2 separate regions of the Homo sapiens genome follow, and region 2 is linked to region 1. Evidence: chromatin contacts called from ENCODE Hi-C or POLR2A ChIA-PET data. All regions are on one chromosome and are shown on one strand. The core of a region is the stretch at or near the end of the contact, and the rest is flanking DNA. Distances in the headings are between cores, read along the strand shown.

What was found. Hi-C counts contacts between places; a loop is a spot of excess contacts on that map. ChIA-PET counts read pairs that join two places held with the same protein, here RNA polymerase II (POLR2A). Pooled maps may share reads with other maps.
Region 2: a loop to region 1 is called in a pooled map, with 4 times the contacts of the local background. The contact joins the enhancer-like site here to the promoter of NOL6 in region 1. A Hi-C loop is called at or near these places in 1 of 50 pooled maps. POLR2A ChIA-PET finds 5 or more read pairs at or near these places in 2 of 52 experiments (activated CD4-positive, alpha-beta T cell and activated CD4-positive, alpha-beta memory T cell).

What each region holds. Positions count from the first base shown.
Region 1 is chr9:33,470,622-33,475,972 of GRCh38, forward strand. It overlaps NOL6 (nucleolar protein 6), which reads right to left and starts at 3,303. Exons shown (of 26, transcript NM_022917.5): 1 at 3,168-3,303; 2 at 1,585-1,791; 3 at 1,383-1,499. The coding sequence starts at 3,221. It overlaps LOC107987061 (a long non-coding RNA gene), which reads left to right and starts at 3,519. Exons shown (of 3, transcript XR_001746648.3): 1 at 3,519-3,576. RefSeq lists an enhancer at 2,915-3,254.
Region 2 is chr9:33,136,527-33,141,877 of GRCh38, forward strand. The region is part of intron 1 of B4GALT1 (beta-1,4-galactosyltransferase 1); the gene reads right to left. Among named protein-coding and RNA genes, the nearest start is that of B4GALT1-AS1, 28 kb to the right of the region's middle. RefSeq lists enhancers at 3,227-3,606, 4,130-4,439. Within about 2 kb of position 3,210, at least 30 of the 41 ENCODE cell types and tissues checked have a DNase peak (open chromatin) inside an H3K27ac peak, as active enhancers do.

The sequences.
Region 1 (5,351 bases), core at 2,053-4,552:
ATGCAGTGAGCCGAGATCGCACCACTGCACTACAGCCTGGGGAACAGAGCAAGACTCTGTCTCAAAAAAAAAAAGAATACCCATTTTACTACCAAAATGTATTCAGAAATGGATCACTTCTCTAAAAAGAAAACTTTTTTAAAACAGAGAGAGGAAAAGATTTAAAAAAAAAAAAAAAAAAGAAAGAAATGGATCACTTCACTACTTTCCTCCCTAGTTTGAGGAGCCACCATTTCTCAGTGCCTAGACTAGTTCCTAACTGGTCTCTCTAATCTCATCATTGTCCCTCTCGATTCTACTTTTGACACAACAGCCGGAGTAAATTTTTCTAAAACTAAACTTTTTAAGGCTGGAAAAGTGAACGTTTTAGGCTGGGCACGGTGGCTCACACCTGTAATCCCAGCACTTTGGAAGGCCAAGGAGAGCAAATTACCTGAGGTCAGGAGTTCAAAACTAACCTGGCCAACATGGTGAAACCCCCTCTCTACTAAAAATACCAAAAAAATTAGCCGGGTGTGATAATCCCAGCTACTCGGGAGGCTGAGGCAGGAGAATAGCTTGAACCCGAGAGGTGGAGGCTGCAGTGAACTGAGATCGCGCCATTGCACTCCAGTGTGGAGGACAAGAGCGAGACTTCGTCTCAAAAACAAAAACAAAAACGTGAACTTTTAAAAGTTAGAGGGCATCACTGTTCTGCAAAATAAAATCCAGCAGTGGCTCCCCATCTCACCCAGAGCAACAGCCAAAGTCCCTACTTCGGGACACAATGCCCTGCATGATATGCTACTTTTCCCCATCACCTTTCTGAACTCATCTCCTTCTGTATTCCTCATTCATTCCAAGGAATGTAACTGGAACATTCCTGCCTTTGTGCCTTTGTACTGGCTGTTCCCCCTTCCTGGAATGCTTTTATTCCCTTAGATATCTATATAGCTGACTCACCTACTTCAAGTCTTTACACAAATGTCACTTCAATAAGGCCTACTTTGTGAACACCCCCTTTAAACTTGTAAACCACTCCCATCCTCTAATACTCCCAATCCCCTTACATTGCTCGTCCTACTTTTTCCTTTTTCCAGTGTTTACCACATTCTAACATTGCCATAGAGTTTACCTGTTATGCTTATCTATTAACTATAACCTCAGCATTACAGCATAGGCTATTATTTACTGATATATCCTAAGAACACAAATACTGCAAGGCATGGAAGTACTTGCTGAATGAATACACAAATGACCACGCTCCCAGCTAAGCTTCCTTGCTGTGAGAATGAGCTCCCTGCACCCCAACCCTTAAACAGAGTAACAGCAAGGCCCCTGTTTGATATACCCCCACTGGAGGTCTCTCTTGGGCTTCCCAGTTCCCCAGGCCACTTGCTTACCTCTGTCTCAGGGACTGAGGGCACCCTCACAACCCGCTGGTTGACCTCCCGTAGGAAGGCATCAATCCGATCCTTCTTCTTCTCTGACAGCCTTACTTCCTTTAGTAGCTCCTCTACCTGTAAGAGAGGGTAGAAGACAGTCCATCAGCCTCAGGGTCCCAGGTACACACCTCGAACAAAAGCTGCAGACACTCAACAGTACCTGTAAACGAAGCAAGCTGGAGTGGAACAAGATCTCAGTCTCCCGAAGGCGATTAAGCTCCTCATTGGTAGGCTCCTTGTACAGTTCTGCCCTGCTGAGCTTCACTGGCTGCAGGAGGCCCTTCGCTGGAGGTTCAGCCAATGTACGCTTCCTGGAGGATGCTTTCTTCCCCTCTTTGCCTGTGCCTTCCAGGGCTGGTTCCATCACCTGTGGCCAGTGAGGGAGAAGCCATTTTGAGGTAATAGGTATCTAGCATCTGCTGCCTAAAGTGCCACCATGATAGGTTGTGGGTAAAAGCTTCACCTGCTCTGTCCCTCTTTTGAGTAGGAGTCAGATTTTGTAAAACTCAGGAGAATCGTTACTTGGATGAACATCACTGAGCGCTGAGCCGAAAATTCCTTGAGTTAAGAGCTCTCCTGTCTACCTGACACCACAAGCATGGAGCTCTGTTTGGAATTGGTAGTGATAGAAGCTGACTGGGCCCAGGCTGGACACGGTGGCTGACGCCTGTAATCCCAGCAGTTTGGGAGGTGGAGCTGGGCGGATCAGCTGAAGTCAGGAGTTCGAAATCAGCCTGGCCAACATGGGGAAACTCCGTCTCTATTAAAAATACAAAAATTAGCCAGGTGTGGTGGCACATGCCTGTAATCTCAGCTACGCGGGAGACTGAGGCAGGAAAATCACTTGAACCCAGGAGGCAGAGGCTGAAGTGAGCCGAGATCGTGCCATTGCATTCTAGCCTGGGCAACAGAGCAAGACTGTCAAAAAAAAAAAAAAAAAAAAGAAGCTGACTGAGCCCTGCCCTAAGTAATGCCCAGGCCCCTTGTATTTTCAGGAAGTTTCCTCTTCTGCTGATATAGGCCTGGGACTTCTCAAATGTCTTTCCCATTCTCGCTCCAACCAAATCCTGCCAGGTTCCACCTCCTCTAGGAAGACCTGACTGCCTCAGTTTACACTAAATACTCACTGATGGAAGGAGCTAGAACCGACTGGACCCCAGAGGACACATTTAGCAAGTCATTAAATCCTCAAAATAATTCTTGAAGACACTTGAAGTCCCACTATTCACTCGAGGTTCCACAACTGGTACACCCGTACTATGAGCAGGCTTCAAAGGCAAGCGTGCAGGATCCCAAACCTTTTCCCCTACAGCCGTGGGCCCATCCGCTCCACGATGCCTCTCATCCCAGAGAGCCTTACTGGAGCGCTCCAGGAGAGGCACCGTATGCCCTCCGCTACAGCGGGGAGCACAGAACTGGACACAAATTCTGTGGAGGAAGATCCCGCTTATCGTCAAGGACCACCAAATAAAAGAAACGACCCAAGTGTGGGTCTCTTCAACTTTGAGGTGCAGAGCTCCAGAAGAGAGCAGAGGCTCTACCGGCTTCACTGCTTCTAACCAAATACTGCCAGGTTCCATCACCCCTAGCAAGCCCTGTCTCAGTGCCACTGGCTGGAAACATCCTCCAGAATGGGCCGCCGGCATGGCTTTCACCCGCAAGCTGTCAGATCACGCCATCTCGGGCCCTGCAGCCAAGGGAGCGCACATTGAGCCTCTGTTCCTCCCCGATGGCTCAACCCACCTCTGGCTCTCCAGTCGCTCCGCGAAGCTGCTCTCCAGCTGGCGCCGGCCCCATCACTCAGGGTCCAGCACTCTCCCGCACTTCAGATTCTAGCCGGGTCTATACCTCATAGCTTCCCACGTGGGCGGAAATGCCTAACTCCAGGCCCAAGTCCAGCCCACCCCAATTCCTCAGGACTCCACCCACTCCAGAGCTATTGGATTATCAGTCGATTACTCGCTTGCCATTGGCCGGGCAGTCTCAAGGCCCGCCCATTAGGGGAGGGGACAAACGGGTTTCTGTGCTTTACGGCCTCTTCGCGACGCTAGAACGGAAGCCTGCCCGTAGCTAGGCCTTTGCTTTCTTTTCCTCACTTCCTTCGCGTGGCTGCAATCGGGAAGGGCGGAGCTAGTTTGTTCCTTTTGGTCAGGTTTGTTTACAGCAGTTATTCCTCCCTTTTTCTTTATTTGCTACACCTTATCAGTTAACAAATCTTGTCAGTTCTACCTCCAAAACATACCTTGAATTTATTCATTTTTCTGTGTCTTCACTGCCAGGTTTAGCCCGTCACATCATCTTGTTCCCGAATTATTGTTATGACTTTTCTCCAGTTTTTACTTATTACTTAGCTTATTACAATTTCAAGTAATTTAGTTATTTTTATTTATTTATTTATTTATTTATTTATTTATTTATTTATTTATTTTTGGAGTAGTCTTGCTCTGTCGCCCAGGCTGGAGTGCAGTGGCACGATCTCAGCTCCCTGCATCCTCCCTCTCCCAGGCTCAAGCGATTCTCGTGCCTCAGCCTCCTGAGGAGCTGGGATTACAGGCAGGTACCATCACACCCGTCTAATTTTTGTATTTTCACTAGAGATGGGGTTTCCTCATGTTGCCTAGGCTGGTCTCAAACTCCTGACTGCCAGTGACCCGCCCACCTTGGCCTCCCGAAATGCTGGGATTACAGGCCTGAGCCACTGCTCCCGGCCTATTTTTAAACTATTAAAAATTTAAAACAAATGTTGCAAGAATAATATAATGAATGCGCATATACTCTTCACCTAGATTCACTTAGTGTTACTATTTTGCCAAGTTTATCTTTACCTATGTATTTACATATTATTTTGCAAAACCATTTGAAAACCAATCACACATCTCCCTAAATACTTAGGTATGTATCTACTAAGATCAAGGACTACCTCTTATGTAAGCACAGCCCGATTATGAAATTAAGGAAATTTAATCGTGATTCAATACTAGTATACAAATTCCATCTTTAAATTTTGTCAGTTATTCCAGTAATAACCGTTATATGTTTCATTTTATTTCCTAATGCAGGATCATCTAAATTCAACTATTACCATATAATATATATATATATATATATATATATATATATATATATATTTTTTTTTTTTTTTTTTTTTTTTTTTTTTGAGAGAGAGTGAGTGTCCCTCTGTTGCCCAGGCTAGAGTGCAGTGGGTCGATCTCAGCTTACTGCAACATCCACCTCCTGGTTCAATTGATTATTGTGGCTCAGCTTCCCAAGTAGCTGGGATTACAGGCATGCGCCAACACACCAGGCCAATTTTTGTATTTTTAGTAGAGACAGAGTTTCACCATGATGGCCAGCCTGATCTCAAACTCTGGCCTCAAGTGATCTGCCCTCCTCAGTCTCCCAAAATGCTGGGATTACAGGGGTGAGCCACCGTGCCCAGTCTAAAAATTTGTATTGAAGTACAATATACATAAGGAAAAATGTACATATCCCAAGTGTAAAGCTTGAATACTAACAAACCAAACATACTCATATAGTCAGCTCCCAGAAAATAAGCAGAACATTTCCTGCACCTTCAGAATCTCCCCTCATGCTGCCCTCTAGTAACTCTGCCCCCAACAATCACTATTCTGACTTCAAACAGTGCAGGTCAGTTTATACAATAGCTTTTTTATTATTTATTATTTATTTATTTATTTATTTTTTGAGACAGAGTCTCACTCTGTCGCCCAGGCCGGAGTGCAGTGGCACGATCTCGGCTCACTGCAAGCTCCACCTCCCGGGTTCAAGTGATTCTCCTGCCTCAGCCTGCCAAGTAGCTGGGACTACAGGCGCCCGCCACCACGCCCGGCTAATTTTTTGTATTTTTTAGTAGAGACGGGGTTTCACCGTGTTAGCCAGGATGGTCTTGATCTCCTGACCTCATGA
Region 2 (5,351 bases), core at 1,960-4,459, 330 kb before region 1:
CAAATAAGAACGGGAATGCTGCGTATTAAATCCTGCTTCTGCAAAGTCACGACACACACCAAAGGCTCTGAGAAGTTGTGCAGTCGAAAAACCCCCTTCGTTATATTTAACCCACCATTTCCCAAGCTTATTTGGCTACAGAACCATTTTTCCAGGGAACACACTTTGGGAACTGTTACTCTAGTGTAACCAGCTTCACCTGTGAAGCAAATGAGCCACAAGAACAAAGGAAGGAACCTAGAGAACAGGTAGGAACACCAACCACAAGCACAGATCAAAACCTGAAACATGCTGGTGAGAACCCGCCCAGGGCCAGTGAGCAGGCTTCAGCCTGCCCTGTTTATCAATAACGCGTGGCTCTCCAAGCACCCCCTACTCCCGGAATCACTCGCCCTTCTGAATTCAACAGCTTGAGAAAAAAAGCTGTGGGCCTGCTTCCTCTCACCAGATAGCTGCCACTTCCACCCCCTTCCCCAGTACACATCTCACATCTTCCCTCCCTCCGTAGCTGACCCAGGTCCACCATCACAGGACCTGTTCCCATTAGTTTGTTTTCTTCTGAGATACAGCCCCGACCATATTACTTTCCCACTAAAACCTCCAGTGGCTCTAAGGCTGTGTGTCCCTGCACAAGGGAAGGCCAAGGCCCACAGCTGAGCAAAAGGCCCTTCACCCTCAGCTCTGTCTGTCTCCCTCCCCATCCCTTAAGCCATGCCTGTCCACACTTTTCTCTTTGCCAGAAATGCCCTTCCCACTCTCCTCTTAACTAGCAAACTTTCGCATTGAGAGATAGGCCTCAATCAAGCTTGATCCTTTTACTCTCTGCGCTATCACAGAGCTCAGGCAGCAGACCCTCTGGGGCAGGGAAGAAGATCCTCAGGCCTCCCTCTCTGGTCATGCACCTCCCTCCTGGAGGGACAGAGGCCTTGAAGCTCAGTCCCTTATAAGACTGCCTGCTGAGCCAGCTCCCACCTCCCAGGGTGCCCTAAAGTGAGCAGGCACTGTGCTCTTCAGAGAAGACCAGGACTCAGTCAGTGGTCACCCTGGACAAGTTTTTCCCAAACCTATCACAAGAATTGCTTGAGGAAGTTAGTACAAGTACAGCATCTCGGGCCCTTCCCTTAGAGAGTCTGTGGATTTTGGGAAGGACCTAAATGGCTACCTAACAAGGAGCCCAGATGATTCTCACTGGGCAAGCTGGGTAGTAGGGCTCCGATGGACCATCTGATGGGCATCTGATGTCAAGGCTTAGGGCTTTCGGGCAAAGAGGGCCCTCGGGGATTCCCACCATTCACACCCTTCCCCACAAGGTCAGCCAGGCCTGGGCTGCCCAACACCCAACCCTGGGCAAAGGCTACTGGGGGGGCCCTGCTGCACAGTGAACTTGTGAAAAACATGAAGAAAAGATCTGTCACAGGGCTCTTTTCACTTCAGAGGGCCCCCACAACATCTGCAGCCCCCACCCCACCTTTGGTTCTGAGGATGCTGCTAAACATAACCGCGTTTTGGGGAACCCAAGAAGCACCTGGGCTGTCACCCTGCCGACTTGCTCGTACCTTCTGAAACCCACCCAGAAAACAGGAATTCACATGTGGCCTGGCTCGCTTCCGCGGGACAGACACCTGCAGGCTGGAAAGTGTCCTGGTGTTGCCCCATCATGGGTTTCAGAAAGGTGGTCCTGAAGTCAAGAGCCCCGGACAGGAGAAGAGATGCCTGGGCCCCGGTCCAGCTCCACCAGTGACTTTCCAGATGATCTTTGGTATCCTGAGAGTGGATAGTACAGCCACTCTCAGGGTACTGGTTTCCTCATTTGTAAACTGCAGGGACAGGACTGGATGCTCTCTAAGGTCTCAGAACGCCCTGACGTGTCCAGTGACACTTGGTAAACCAGGAGGAGTGCAGGGATCCAAAGCAAGATCTTTAGACAAATCCTTGCTCCCACCTTCCCTGCCCTCAGCATGAATTTCCAAGCAGACAGGAGACGTGAGTGTCCAGCATAGGAGAGGTGGAAAGAAGCCTTGATCACCAAGCGTCACATTTACCTACGTCTCCTCTTACCTCAAATTCCTAGGCTTTCTCAGCTTCTTTCTTGGATGTCCATCTTTGCCCCCTTCTCTTCTCACTCTCCCTATACCCAGGTCTTTGGTTTAAGCACATGACAGTTCCCAAACCTCTGTTTCCATCTCATGTCTCTCTCCTGACCTCACAGCCAACAGAACATGGCTAGCCATATGTCATGGGCACCTCAAATTCAACCTGCCCCAAATGGATTCTCATGCAACCCCACCACCATCACCACCTACAGCCAGACCTGCTTCTCAGGATTCCCTCAGCAACTGACACCACCATCTCCCCAGGGCAGAAGCTGATACCCGGGTGGTCCATCTTCTATTCCCCCTCCTCTCTCCCCAACCCCAACACACACACTAACGCTCTCTCACCCTCACATACACACACACACACGCCCACTCGCTCCCATGCCGGGGCTGTCCACAGCATGCTGACAACCCACAGAAGCCGATCGAGCACCAAGCCAGAGAGTCTTTACTCTGAAATGTCTGTTAACTGCAAACTTGCCCTGTGATATGTATCAAGACCACTTTCAATTTGTTTCAATTGATACTTTCTGGGTACCTACTGTGTGCCAGCCCAAGGAGGAGTGGGTTGAGGTAGGGAGGGAGGATGGACAAGACAAATCCTGCCTTCCAGGAGTTCCCTGCTGAGCGTGTGGCAGAACCTAAATGAAAATTACCCTGGTTTAAGGATGGTCAAGGAGCTTGCTCCTCCAATGGCTCTGTGCAGAGCTTTATCACTGAACAGCCTCTTCTCACTCTCCTGCTCCCTTCTGAACTCGCTGTGCCCCTTGCACAACCCCCATCATGCTTCCAACACACTGAGACACCTTGACCCCCAATCCTGCCCTTCTTGCCAATCTGGCAATTTTTTCTCCACAACTCTAAGGATCTTGCAGCTCACACCTTTGAGACAACAGACAGCAGCCCCAGACCTGGCGTTGAATGACTAATTGGGTCGAGTGCCAGCCAGGAGGCCTCCTGAATGCCCTGCACACCTCCTGCCATACTGCAGGGACCATGCTCTGCTACACACCTGGCTCTGTCCCAGTGAGAAACTCCAGAGAGCTCAGACTCCAGGAAGGCAACGACTACCTCTGTTCAGAATCATGCAGACCTGCGACCAGGTTTCAGAGCCACTGCCTGGGGTGGTGGGGAGAAGCTCTGGGAGGAGGCAGAGGGCTGAGGGCTTCATGACAGGCCTCAAGCCGAGCCAAGGCGCCCTTGCTGTGCGGCGCATGGCGTGTGCTACCACAGGCTCTCGGCCCCGCTGGGCTGGCTTGTGTGTTTTCTTGGCTCTGGAAGCTGGGAGGCAGGGTTACGTAAGCAGATGAGCAGATGTAAGCTGTCCTCGGCTCCCCCAGCTCAAGCCCCGCCACGTGGGCCTCTCGGCTGGGAGTCCAGGTCATGGCCTTGCATGTAAGTCGCTCAATAACTTCAATGTGTGAGCTCAATTCAGACAAATTCCACTGCTCCCCTGCCTGGCACAGCAAACCCAAACACATACATGCCCCTCCATCAAAGGCCCTGCTAATCTAAGCCAACACCAGCACGGACTCCTGACTGGTTTTCATGCTGGCTGAAGCACTAGTTCAATCCTTTAGCCTCAGCAAAATAGGCTGAAACATCTAGTCACTGTTTGTCAACTGATTGGCCAGTGGGTCGAAAGAAGCGTTGGCCTGATGCTTTATTGTGACAATGTTTCACTAGCCCAGGAATGAAATCACAGAAGTAAAGACCATGTAGGTGTTTTTTAATTAAACTAAAGGTAATCAAAGTATAGGAATGCCCTTTCTTCCAAGATTAAGTGCTTCTTACTCTTTGAATATTAAAATGTCCTTTCTCTTATGAAATCATCATAGATTTTCATGCTGGACTGATTTTTAAAATTTAATTTAAAAAAAAAATCCTTCCTTGGCAGCCATGGGTCAGGCCTCTAAGTTTGTTTTGAAAATTCTCTGGACAGGAAATCCAAGTATTCAGGAAACATTTGGGAACACGTGGAACTAGGCAGTGCCTAGAACTCTGTGATTCTGAGAGCTGGGATACTGGAATTTCTTCCTGGGTCTCAGACCTGACAGTACACTGCACAGCCCCTCTTCACAAATCAGCTCCCCCACCAGTGCTGTTCCACAGGCTCATGTGGATGGGCCGCTTCTCTCTGTACCAATCTTCCAAAGGCCAGGTGCGCACCGCAAGCTGAGCCAGGCATTACCACCAAATTCCCCAGCTTGAGAAAAGATTTGCTTGCAGCATTCTCGTGAAATCACGGTGCCCCTTGAGGCCCCTTGGGCTAGAAATGAGAAGCACCATTTACTGTACGTGGCTCACCCGTCATTCTGGGAAGAGCACAAGCTCTCTAAGTCTGCAAGGGCTTCAGTCTAACAAATCTAACAGCTGCCTGGCCTTAGCTCAAACACCACCCTCCCAGGAAGCCTTCCCAGACCACTCAAGGTTGGTTCTTAAGCATTTCACCCACTTCCCCTAAGCATTCACAGCACCACATCCATTCATATTCAAACATGTACCCAGTTAGTATGTATCATGTGCCAGGTGGTATAGGGCATGCAGGGGTTGGTAGGGGAGTGGGCGGCAGGGTGAGCAAGTAAAGAAGAGGTCTTTGAGGCTGGGCATGGTGGCTCATGTCTGTAATCCCAGCACTTTGGGAGGCTGAGACAGGCAGGTCACCTTGAGGTCAGGGGCTTGAGACCAGCCTGGCCAACATGGTGAAACCCCATCTCTACTAAACCCCATCTCTATTAAAAATACAAAAATTAACCGGGTGTGGTGTAGCTGTAATCCCAGCTACTTAGGAGGCTGAGGCAGGAGAATCTCTTGAACCTGGGAGGTGAAGGTTGCAGTGAGCCGAAATCACGCCATTGCACTCCAGCCTGGGCGACAGAGCAAGACTCTGTCTCAACAACAACAACAAAAGGTCTTTACCCCCAGTAGTCAAGGAGACCAGCAAAGCCAACAGTACTGCTAAGTGTGACAGGTAACAAACAATAAGCTAAAACTAGCACAGAAGGGGAATCAACTAGGGGACAGGAAGAGAGTCAAGGAAAGCTTTGCAAAGAAGCAGCTCCTCCATCAGGGCCCCTCAGTTCTCTTGGGAGGATTCATCACAGAGTTGTGTCCACTTGGCTGCCATGCACGTGGGAGTACGCCAATAAATCCTAGCTGTGTGGGTGGCGCGCAGCTATCCTCTCTGCTTCTCTGCCACCTGCACAAGTAACAAAGGTTTCCATAAACCTACAAGAAAACCTGACAGAAGAGCAG